Regions from separate parts of the Mus musculus genome. Here region 2 is linked to region 1. The links are chromatin contacts, found by POLR2A ChIA-PET in ENCODE. All regions are on one chromosome and are shown on one strand. Each heading gives the region's core, a stretch centred on a gene start or an enhancer-like site at or near the end of the contact. The rest is flanking DNA. Distances are from core to core; before and after follow the strand shown. Region 1 holds the start of Slc51a (solute carrier family 51, alpha subunit). Region 2 holds the start of Tfrc (transferrin receptor).

Evidence for each region. ChIA-PET counts read pairs that join two places held with the same protein, here RNA polymerase II (POLR2A).
Region 2: POLR2A ChIA-PET joins it to region 1 with 10 read pairs in embryonic stem cell. The contact joins the promoter of Tfrc here to the promoter of Slc51a in region 1. POLR2A ChIA-PET finds 5 or more read pairs at or near these places in 4 of 5 experiments (Patski and embryonic stem cell).

Annotation. Positions count from the first base shown.
Region 1 is chr16:32,485,629-32,491,638 of GRCm38, reverse strand. Slc51a (solute carrier family 51, alpha subunit) reads left to right here and starts at 3,760. Exons shown (of 9, transcript NM_145932.3): 1 at 3,760-4,154; 2 at 5,410-5,504. The coding sequence starts at 4,117.
Region 2 is chr16:32,605,312-32,611,321 of GRCm38, reverse strand. Tfrc (transferrin receptor) reads right to left here and starts at 2,426. Exons shown (of 19, transcript NM_011638.4): 1 at 2,286-2,426.

The DNA.
Region 1 (6,010 bases), core at 2,511-5,010:
AGTTCCCATCAAGCACATGAAGACTCACAACCATCTGTACAGCTAAAGTGTACTCATATACATAAAAATAAATAAATGAATCTTTAAAAAAAGAGAAAGAATAGAAGTACTGGTTGCCTGAGCAAGCCCATAGCAGGGTCTGTAGGAAAGCAACTGTGATGAGTCTAAAAGAGATGCTTGTGTGTGTGCTCTCTGCTCTCGGAACAGTATCACTCAGAGCAGTTAGAACTCAATGTCCATCAGTGGACACGGCTTAGAATTCTTAGAAGAAATAAAGGCTGGGAGATTTAGAGGATAAAAAAGTGGCCAATCAAAATAGACAAGGGAACCTTATTCAGCCTTACCCAGGAAGAATGCTCTGCACACTACACTACCAATAGACCTTGACTACATTACACTACACTACCAATAGACCTTGACTACACTACACTACCAATAGACCTTGACTACACTACACTACCAATAGACCTTGACTACACTACACTACCAATAGACCTTGACTACACTACACTACCAATAGACCTTGACTACACTACACTACCAATAGACCTTGACTACACTACACTACCAATAGACCTTGACTACACTACACTACCAATAGACCTTGACTACACTACACTACCAATAGACCTTGACTACACTACACTACCAATAGACCTTGACTACATTACACTACCAATAGACCTTGACTACACTACACTATCAATAGACCTTGACTACATTACAATACCTGTAGACCTTGACTACTTTACACTACCAATAGACCTTGACTACACTACACTACCAATAGACCTTGACTACACTACACTACCAATAGACCTTGACTACACTACACTACCAATAGACCTTGACTACATTACACTACCAATAGACCTTGACTACATTACACTACCAATAGACCTTGACTACATTACACTACCAATAGACCTTGACTACATTACACTACCAATAGACCTTGACTACACTACACTACCAATAGACCTTGACTACACTACACTACCAATAGACCTTGACTACACTACACTACCAATAGACCTTGACTACACTACACTACCAATAGACCTTGACTACACTACACTACCAATAGACCTTGACTACACTACACTACCAATAGACCTTGACTACACTACACTACCAATAGACCTTGACTACACTACACTACCAATAGACCTTGACTACACTACACTACCAATAGACCTTGACTACACTACACTACCAATAGACCTTGACTACACTACACTACCAATAGACCTTGACTACACTACACTACCAATAGACCTTGACTACACTACACTACCAATAGACCTTGACTACACTACACTACCAATAGACCTTGACTACACTACACTACCAATAGACCTTGACTACACTACACTACCAATAGACCTTGACTACACTACACTACCAATAGACCTTGACTACACTACACTACCAATAGACCTTGACTACACTACACTACCAATAGACCTTGACTACACTACACTACCAATAGACCTTGACTACATTACACTACCAATAGACCTTGACTACACTACACTACCAATAGACCTTGACTACACTACACTACCAATAGACCTTGACTACACTACACTACCAATAGACCTTGACTACACTACACTACCAATAGACCTTGACTACACTACACTACCAATAGACCTTGACTACACTACACTACCAATAGACCTTGACTACATTACACTACCAATAGACCTTGACTACATTACACTACCAATAGACCTTGACTACATTACACTACCAATAGACCTTGACTACATTACACTACCAATAGACCTTGACTACATTACACTACCAATAGGCCTTAACTAATGTGATAGTGTTCTGCTAGGTAAGTGCTAAGCAGGCCACCATAAAAAAGAAATACCACATGAGATAGTTCCATGTGTAGGGTTGGTTTCTTTGTTTGTTTTGTTTTTTACCATTTTGTTTGTTTACCAATGTAAAGATAGGATTTTATTCTGTAGCTTAGGCTGGCCTCCAACTAAAAATGAAATAACACAACAAAGCCATTATTTTCAAACAATGAACATATGCTAATTTAAATTATTACAAAAAATAAATGAAGGTTGATTGGTTCTTATTAGTTCTAAACATATGGCTGGCAGCTAGCAGTCCAGGGTGTCCAGGAGAAGAATTTGCCTGGCCCGGCTGGGCCCTTCTAGATGTGGAGCCTTGATGAGCAGGGCTAGGACTCTGGCCTGACCTGATGGAGACACCGTAAAGAAACAGCTACTTAGAGAGACATTGGGCAGGACAGGAGCATCCTCTAGGCTGCCTCCATCCATCTGTACCATCTCCCTTGGGGTCTCTGGCCTTGCCTCAAGCCCCTCCCAGCTCCCTCTTGCCCTCCAGTTTTGAGAATTATCTCCTCCAGGAAAGTCTAAAGTCCAGGGCTGTGAGTGGCGTCAGCTCAAGGCTTCTCAGCGGCCTCAGATGAATGACCTGAGGTACGTTCCAGTGGAAGTGGCTTGAGTCAGCTTGTGCCTCTGAGGTGTGGCTGAGGTCACTGACCTTCAGCAGCATCCTTAGCTTCCTCTCCTGCCCTTCCCTCCACCTCAGGAATGAGGTAGCTGGGCCCCTGAGACCTGCACTCCTGGCATTTTATTGCCTTGTCCCAAGAACTGTGCTTTGTATGCAGGGTAAACTTCAGGACTCAAGAGACATGGTGAACTGTCTAAGGACTCAGTGCTCCCAAGGCCCGGGTCTCACTCCCTCAAATCTCCCACTGAACCTCCACAGTCAAGCCCCCTTTACCCTGGTGCATTCATCTCTGCTCATTCACACCGTGGGGTCTCTCACTGAACCAGGAGCTCATCAGTGAGGCTAGCCTGGAAGGCCAGAGAGGCCCAGGAACCTTTCCATTCCCACCGCCCCAGGTGTGGGATTTCAAACTTACCCTCCCAAACCCAGCATTTTTATATGGGTGCTAGGGATCAAAGCCAGATCTTTTTCTTTGGAGGGTGAGTGCTTACTGGCCAAGCCATCTCCCCATTCCCAATTTGGCTTTTTAAATGAAGCCCTGTTGCTGGGCAGTGGTGGCACACACCTTTAATCCCAGCACTTGGGAGGCAGAGGCAGACGGATTTCTGAGTTTGAGGCCAGCCTGGTCTACAGAGTGAGTTCCAGGACAGCCAGGGCTATACAGAGAAACCCTGTCTTGAAGAACCATAAATAAATAAATAAATAAATAAATAAATAAATAAATAAATAAAGCCCTGTCAAAGTGATCAGAAATCTGACCACACAGCTCTGACACTTAGATGCTACACAGCCCCGACTTGGCTTGGTCTTCAGGTCCAGCTATGTAGCTAAGTCCCTTCTCAACACAAGATGGACTGACTTTTAAGAAGCAACCCCTAGAAGCCAGGCATGGTGGCACATACCTTTAATTTCAGCATACAGGAGGCAGAGCAGGCAGGTTTCTGTGAGTTCAAGGCCTGCGTGGTCTACATAATGAGTTCTAGGCCAGTTAGGGCTAGTGCATAGAAAGACTGTCTGGAAACAGCAGCAACAGAGGCACACAGGCCTCCTTGGCCTTTTCAGCCAGCCACCCCCACCACGTGCTAAGCCACGTGACACAGTAAGACCTCATCCCTGAGTCTCCCCAAGGCCAATGGAGTCTATGCTTCCCCTGTAGGATCACCCAGAGTACTGACCACGTGAGGACTTTGTCCTTCTCTTCTTGACCTATCAGGGAATTTTTTTCTTGGGTCCAGTGAGTTGAGCCTTAGAGGGTTCCTTAAGGGAACATGAAGTTGGAAGGAAGGGTTGGGTAGTTCAGCTACAAGGTTGTGATCAACCGCATTTGTCTGAAAGAGGTGGAAGGGACCGCGCCTAAGCTGTGGGGAGGAGTCAGGAGCCTGGGCACAGCACAGAGGATCAAATTCCTCAGGGGTGAACTCTGAGATAAAAAGCTTGACACTGGAGGCTTGAGGAGGTAATGAAACAGGCGTGGAGGCTCCGCTTACTGTTTAGCCTTCACCCAGCTCTGAACAAGGCTCTGAGAGCCTCAATACGGGACAGAAACCTCGCCACCCCTCAGTGGCTGTCCCTGCCTGACCCTCCTCGTCCTCAGCGTCTGCCTGAGAGAAAAGAAGGATGGAGCCAGGCAGGACTCATATCAAACTTGACCCCAGGTAAGTAAGGGTGGCAGGTCTTGGGCTGGGAGCCAGCTGCTAAGAAACAGCAGCAGCAGCAGCAGCCCCTAGGCTCTGGCCTCCCTGACTCGCTCACTGGGCCTTTGACTTCGAGCACGCCAAACAAGATAAGAATGAAATCTGCCTGACAGTCCCCCTTGGGCCTCAGGGAAGCTGTGGGGTTGGGTCATGTGTGGCCACTTCAGGGCTGTCAACTGCCTCTGAACATGGGCAGGGAAAGATTACAGAGGTTAGGGTTGCAGGAGGCGATCCTTGACAGCACAGAAGCCCCGACAAACAGAGGGCAGGCTCATCTTGATACTACGGGATTACCTTTTCTTTTCTTGTTTTCTCTTCCTTCCTTCCTTCATTCCTTCCTTCCTTCCTTCCTTCCTTCCTTCCTTCCTTCCTCCCTCCCTTCCTTCCTCTTTCCCTCCCTCCATCCCTTTCTTTCTCCCTTTCTCCCTTTCTCCCTTTCTCCCTTTCTCCCTTTCTCCCTTTCTCCCTTTCTCCCTTTCTCCCTCCCTCCCTCCCTTCCTCCCTTCCTTCCTTCCTTCCTTCCTCCCTCCCTCCCTCCCTCCCTTCCTTCCTCTTTCCCTCCCTCCATCCCTTTCTTTCTCCCTTTCTCCCTTTCTCCCTTTCTCCCTTTCTCCCTTTCTCCCTTTCTCCCTTTCTCCCTCCCTCCCTCCCTCCCTTCCTTCCTTCCTTCCTTCCTTCCTTCCTTCCTCCTTTCTTCCTTTCTTTTTTGATGTAACCTGGACTATCCTGAAACTTACTCTGTAGATCAGGCTGGCCTCAGATTCAGAGATCCATCTGCCTCTGCCTCCCGAGTGCCGGAGCCAAAGCTGTTTGTTACCACAGTCCAGTTTACTTTTTCTTTTTCCTTTCTTTCTTTTTTTCTTTTTTCTGACAGTCTTACCATGTCATTGTACAGTTAAAGCTGGCCTTGCATTAAGATCCTCCTGCCTCAGCCTCCCTCTCCAGTGCTGGGCTTACAAGCCTGCGTTACCGTGCCTGTTAAGAGTCTTCTCTTTCCCTTGCTCGTCCTCCCTGGCCAACTGAGCTACTGTCCTGATGGAACTGCCCCTGGCTAACTGTTTTATACTCCAGCCTAAGCCAGTTCTCCAGGGCCTTGAGAAACAGTGGACTATCTCCTTGCATTCAGGAGTCTCTGAGATGGACTAAGCGCTTACTGTGTAGTCTGCCACAGCCCTTCCCCCGCTGCCTGCTTCTGAGCAGACCCGTGTCTCTCCAGGTACACAGCAGAGCTTCTGGAACTTCTGGAGACCAATTACAGCATCTCCCCTGCCTGCTTCTCTCACCCTCCCACCGCAGCCCAGCTCCTGAGAGGTGAGTCAGGGGGGCCCCTGGAGGAGCTGGGAGCTAGGACAGCTGCGGTAGCTAAGAAAAGCTGGCTCCCATCTGGTCAACAGAGAGGATGGCTGGCCTGGTGTTCAAAATGGCCAAGGTCTTGGAGAAGGGCAACTCTCCCAAGGCATCAATGGGCCACAGTGAGGTATGAGAATCTAGCCCAGGAGACAAACCTGAGAGTGAGCCTCCACTCACCCGTCTCAAGACACATTCAAACTTGCAACCCTGAGATCTGGGACATTTTTTTTGTGTTCTCAGCTTTCAAGATGGTACCAAATAACCCAAGCCCTGCAGTAGTTCCCTTGGAGGGTGCACATGGTCCCTAAGAGAGCTCACAGCACGGCAGAGGCTGTTGGGAGGTGTGGGCTTGATCTGGATAAACCTGAAACCTTGTCTTCCCAGTACGGAAATGCTTTTGAAAGTGGAACTGAGTTCATTCGTTGGGCCCCCAAACTATTGAGAGCAAAGTGACCGTGTGTGCTTCT
Region 2 (6,010 bases), core at 1,177-3,676, 120 kb before region 1:
CTTTGATGTTACCAAACATTAGGAAAACCATTCAATTCTAATAAAAATTAAGATACAACTAAGATAAAGACATAGTTCTTTTGATCTATGACCTTAACTTTGAGCTGGAAGCTGGAAGATAAGCAGATACTAGCCAGACTTTTCATTAAAAAATAAGCCATGCAATGGTTCTGACAAGCACATTTCATTTCAAATTCTGAGTTCACACAAAAGGAAGTTCCTTAATTGAGGGCCCGATCTAGATCCTCAAAATTAGTGCCGGCCCTGTTCTTTTAAGTCCTACTTCTTTACTACTGCAGTTGTAGCTCCCTGACCACCTATGAGATCCTTGACTTCTCTCCCAATCTTTATTTATTTATTTATATTTTGGTTTTTTGAGACAGGGTTTCTCTGTGTATCCCTGGCTGTCCTGGAACTCACTCTGTAGACCAGGCTGGCCTCGAACTCAAAAATCCACTTGCCTCTGCCTCCCAAGTGCTGGGATTAAAGGAATGGACCACGACTGCCCAGCTGTTGAGATGTTTTAAAGACAGGCTCTTACTCTTCAGCACTAGCTGACCTCAAACTCAGTGATCCACCTGCCTCTGCCTTACCCCCCAGTGCTGGGACCAAAGGTGTGTGGCACCATGCCCGACTGCAAAGGTTTTAGTTTTAAGAGCCTACTTTGCTGGGTGTGGTGGCACTTGCCTTTAATCTTATCACTCTCCAAACAGAAGCAGGTGGATCTGAGTTCAAGGCTACCCATGGATTCATAGGGGAGACCTTCTTTGGGAAATTGAAAAGGCAATAGGAAATAGGTAGCAGGTTTTCATTTCCATAGTTTTCTGAATAGCAACCAAAAGGTCAAAACCACTTGAGGTCACTGAAGTTTATTTTGTATAGCACTCATCTGGGAGAGAAGGAAATCACTTACACATAGTAGACCCAAGGCCTGAGGGTCGTTTAATTAACTTTCATTGTTGTCTAACCCAAATTTAGCCCATAATCTTGCCCTATTATAAATAAGCACATTGCCACAAGCATATAACTACTTAGCCTTAGGGTGGGGTTAGGCAGACAGATCTAACCAGTCAACACAGGCCAGGTTCACAGCCACCATTCCTTGACAACATCCTCTCTCAAAGTAAAAAGTATTATGCTCTCTATATAAAAAACAGCTGATATTGGATTCCTGTATAAAGCAGTTTATTATAATCCTTAACAGAAAATAAATGCAAGTGGACCCACACAAGCTAAATCCCGTTTTCTTTGTAGATAACATCCTGAATCAGCTTAAATGTCTTTGTCAAAGAGGTCATATTTCACAGCTCAGAGCCAACTCATCTAATCTTAGAATAAAAGTATCAGGTAGCCGAGAATTTCTGTAACACAACTATTTCCCACTTAAATCCTATTTAAAAAAAAATAGCACAGAATAGCCGAGAATTTCTGTAACACAACTATTTCCCACTTAAATCCTATTTTAAAAAAATAGCACAGAAACTGAACAGCAATCCAGTCCAGTCTTCTGCCTAAGTATAAGGAGATCATTTCATTTTACGCTCGGGACAAAGTGTGCTAACTGAAAAATTTGCAAATGCAGTTTTCTTACCCTCAAACACCATTTTAGAGAGCTGTCCAACACCAGGGTGCACGCTGGTTCTCTACAGCTAGTTCTAAAAGAGCTCGTACAAAGAGGTCGTATTTCTACGTTCTCCCATCTTAGGAGATGCTAGAGACGTTCTTAGTATTACCTGCAGCGTTCAGACCTATTCTGCCCTAGAAAAATGAGATTCCACACGCTGGGCCAAGAGGGAGAGACTGGCAAAAAAACCGACCAGGTGGTGCCGAAGTTCCAACGTGCAGTTATTGGAAGCTCCCCCCGCCCCTCTAAATGTCCGTGACACTAGTAACCGAATAGAAAACAGCTTTGTCCTTTTCAGCTGTGACGCCCTCCTGCGAGGGGCCCCAAGGTCACCCACGTACCCCGACAGCCGTTCCCTGGGGCGACTTCCTCCAGCCGCCACCACGTGCTCCCGGCGGAACAAGCCTGCGCCTCAGCGTGGTGACTCTCGAACCCGCGGCCTAGCACTGGCCTGCGAAGGCCCGGAGGACCCGAGGGGCGCAGGGTACAGCGGCTCCCCACACCCACCGCGCTGCACCTGCAACCCGCGCTCCTCAGCCCCGGACTCCGCGACACCCCTCCGCCTCCCCGCCCGCACCACCCAGGCCCTGGCGTCTCGCTCTGGTCCGCCCGCCACGCGAGGACCACGATGGGCCGTGCCGCTGACAAGGGAGTCACTCACTAGGAAGCGCCTCTACAGTCCGCAATGCAGCAGCCCGCGCTCCGCACGCCTTCTGAAGGCAGCGCTGCCTCCCACCCAAAGCTTATAGCTCGGCCCCACCCCCCGGCCGGCCCTCTGGATCTACGTCACTTCCTTCCGCACGTACACCTACCGAGGTGCTCCCCCAAGACCGCTGGAGGCGAACTGCGCGCGCAGCCAGTGCGTGCGCGGAGTAGCCTAGAAAAGGCGCCAAGGCGGCAGGTGTCGGGAGAGCGCGTGCGATTGGCTGCGGCTCGCTTTCTCCACCGCACCCCTCCCCCGCCGTGTCTTTGGAGTTGGCCTGTCGCCCTCCGCCTAACCTTGACCGACACCCAACCCTGCGGTGCAAGTTCGAAAGTATCAGCCTTTACTCTTTAAAATATTCCTACTTGCAGGCTTAGGTCTCCGCCAAAACCATATCCTAAAGACGAGTTTTTGCAGCTCAGAGATGCTTTAAAGGAAAAACTTTAAAGCAAAACTGCAAATCTTTTTTTTTTTTTTTTTTAGATTTTAACAAGCAGCGCTTAAGCCAAGCAAAGAGCTACCAGTGCTCACTATGTTCAGCCTATGGAAGGGAAATAGGAACCAATGATTTACTAGGGTGATAAAGTTGTAGATTAACTTGCATGTTTATCGCCATTATTGCTTTTAGAGGGTTGTTGCAATGCATAGCAAATAAAAGGAGTTCTGTTAAAACTGCAAACGTTCACACTCTTTTCTTCCTATCTGTACTTTACTGCCCAGCCTGTGGTAAATTTACAAATAACAAAGAGAGTGGTATCTTAAACCACAACAGGACTACAGATAGCGCGCTCCCAGATGGAGCCCTTAGGGACCCTGGGAATGTCTTTTAAAGTACTAATCTACTTCCCAGCCACGAATTTGACCTTTGGCTTATCTGCTCTAAAATTCAACGCGTATTTGGGATTTACTAACTGCTGGTCCCTTTAGACCCTTCTTTGTCCAAATTGTACTACTCCAGAAAATATATATAAAGCCAGAGCACACAGCCATTGAGAGATCTCTGAAATTCAGACCATAAGCAGGTCTTGGTGGCACAGGCCTTAATTCCAGTGAAAGGCAGAGCAGGCATATCTCTTGAGTTCAGGCCAGCCTGGTCTACATAGAGAGTTCCAGAACAACCAGGGCTACAAAAAGAAACCCTGTCTAAAAACAATAAAACAAAAAACAAAAAAGGAAGAGGAAGAGGAAGAAGAGGGGGTAAGGAAGAGGAGGAGGGAGAGGGGGATGGGAGAGAAGAGGAAGAGGAAGGGGAAGAGGAAGAGGAAGAAGAAAAAAAAAAGAAGAAATAATGATTCCGGCTATAGACTGAGTCCCTGTAAGAGAAGCACAGAAGCACACAGCAGTGTTTGGTACCCCCATAGCTCAGAATTTGGAGCAGAAAGATGGGTGACTTCCAGGCCAGCTTAGGCTGTACAGCAAGAACCTCCATCTCAAAAAACAAATGAAAACAATGATGGCAGTTTGAAGTGAAGGTCTTTCTGTTTCACTTAAATTTTTTATTCTATTTTTAGTGTGTGTGTGTGTGTGTGTGTGTGTGTGGTTATGAACCTGGGTGCTCATGAAGTCAGAGGACAATGTTTGGGAGTTGGTTGCCTCCCATCTTGTGCAGGATCAAACATAGGTATTTACTGGGCCATCTTATGGCAAAAAAAAAAAAAAAAATTTTTTTTCTTAAAGACTGGGTCTCGGGGAGATGGGAGAGGAAGTTTGTGGAGGGGAAACTGGGAAAGAGGATAACATTTGAAATGTAAATAAATAAAATATCCAATAAGAAGAAAGAAAGGGAGAGAGAGAGAGAGGGAGGGGGAGAGGGAGACTTGATCTCATGTAGCCCAGGCTGGTCTAATCCTCCAGTCTCCATCTCCAAAGTGCTGGGAGTACAAGCCTATGCTACTACACCCAGGATGCTAAAGAAGGAGCCCGGGGCATCCTGGGTGGTAGGCAAGCTCTCTACTAACTGAGCTGCACCAAGCCTGGGGTGAAAATTTGATACCTTTGTGAAAATAAATAAATAAATAAATAAATAAATGGTTTAGGAAATGCAATTGAATACTATTTGTTTCTATGGAATTGCAAGTAGTAGTTTTATACTAACTAACAGAAATTATAAAGTCAACATCAAAGAGAATGCCAATATTTTTCTTTTCACACTTGATCTTAGCCAAAAGGCCGAGAAGTGGTAATAATTTTCTTTTCATGCATTATCGAGTGATAGTGGACTCGATATGATTAACTCCCCCACTAACCCCTTTTGCCGGGAGGTTTGCAGGCTCCCCCTCCTCTGCAACCTCAAGAAAATGAATGGTAATTTGTCTTCCTTTGTTGCAGAGCTTGTATATAACAGAATAGAAAAGAAACCATTTCTTTTGCCTCCTATTCTATACATTCACCTATTTTGTCATGGATTGTCATTTCTTGTTAGCATGACAACCAAAGTGAGCGTTTTCTCTTCTACTCCAGGAGGCTCAGTAGTTTACAGGATTGAAATGAAACATGCTTGGTTAGCTTTTAATGCCATCTCTGTGAGCCTGGTCTACATAGTGGACACCAGGACATCCAGAACCACTTAGTGAGGCCATGCCGGTGGGGGCAGGGTGGGGGTGGGGGCCACATGAAACATAGTTTGGATAACTTTTATTTAAACTACCCATTTTCAGAAGTCAATCTTCCGCAGACTGCTTTTCAAAATAAAAACCAACAAAAGGATTCTTCCAGTTCCACCAAAAGGTGCACAGGCGCACTATCATATGCACTAGAGTTCTCACTATCATATGCACTAGAGTTCTCACTATCATATGCACTAGAGTTCTCACTATCATATGCACTAGAGTTCTCACTATCATATGCACTAGCGTTCTCACAAAACCAGGCTGGGTGGTTCTCACCTTTAATGGAAGCACACTGGAGGAAGAGGTAGACAGATCACTGGGAGTTGGTGTCCTGGAACTCACTCTGTAGACCAAGTTGACCTCCTACTCAGAGATCCTCTGCCTTCCCTGTGCTGGGATCAAAGGCATGTGCCACCACTGCCAGGCTAAGACTCTCTCTAAAAAAACAAAACAACGAAAACAAAAAGGATGGGCAGGCCGTGGTGTCTCATGCCTTTAGTCCCAGCACTTGGGAGGTAGAGGCAGGTGGATCTCTGTGAGTTTGAGGTCAAACTGGTCTGCAAAGTGAGTTCCAGGACATCCAGAGCTACACAGAGGAACCCTGTCTTCAAAACCCAAAAGTGTCTATAATGCAAATGTGTATAAAAAGGTGCAAGTGTATATGTGGTGTGATCGAGTGTGTTTTCATGTGTGTGTCTAGTTACACAAGCACATGTGTGCATATGGGTGGGAAGGCCAGGGATTATCCACTCTCCAATTGATTTCCCGTAGAACCTGGAGCTAGGTCTTTCCAATAGTCTAGCTAGTCACTTTGCCTTGGGAACTCTATCTCGGCTTCCAAGCGCTGGGATTACAGATGGGATACCAGGTCTCACCCAGCTTTTATGTAGGTTCTAGGGATCTGAACTCCAGTTCTGACATCTGAATGGACAAGAGCCTTATCCACTGAGCCGTCTCCCCAACCCTCTGGCTTCTGTCTAACTGGACCTCATTCCTACATCCCTGTCCCCTTTCTCTTCCCAGACTTAGGCAACCACCACTCTGTTCCCAACTTCCATCCTTGCTGTTACAAAT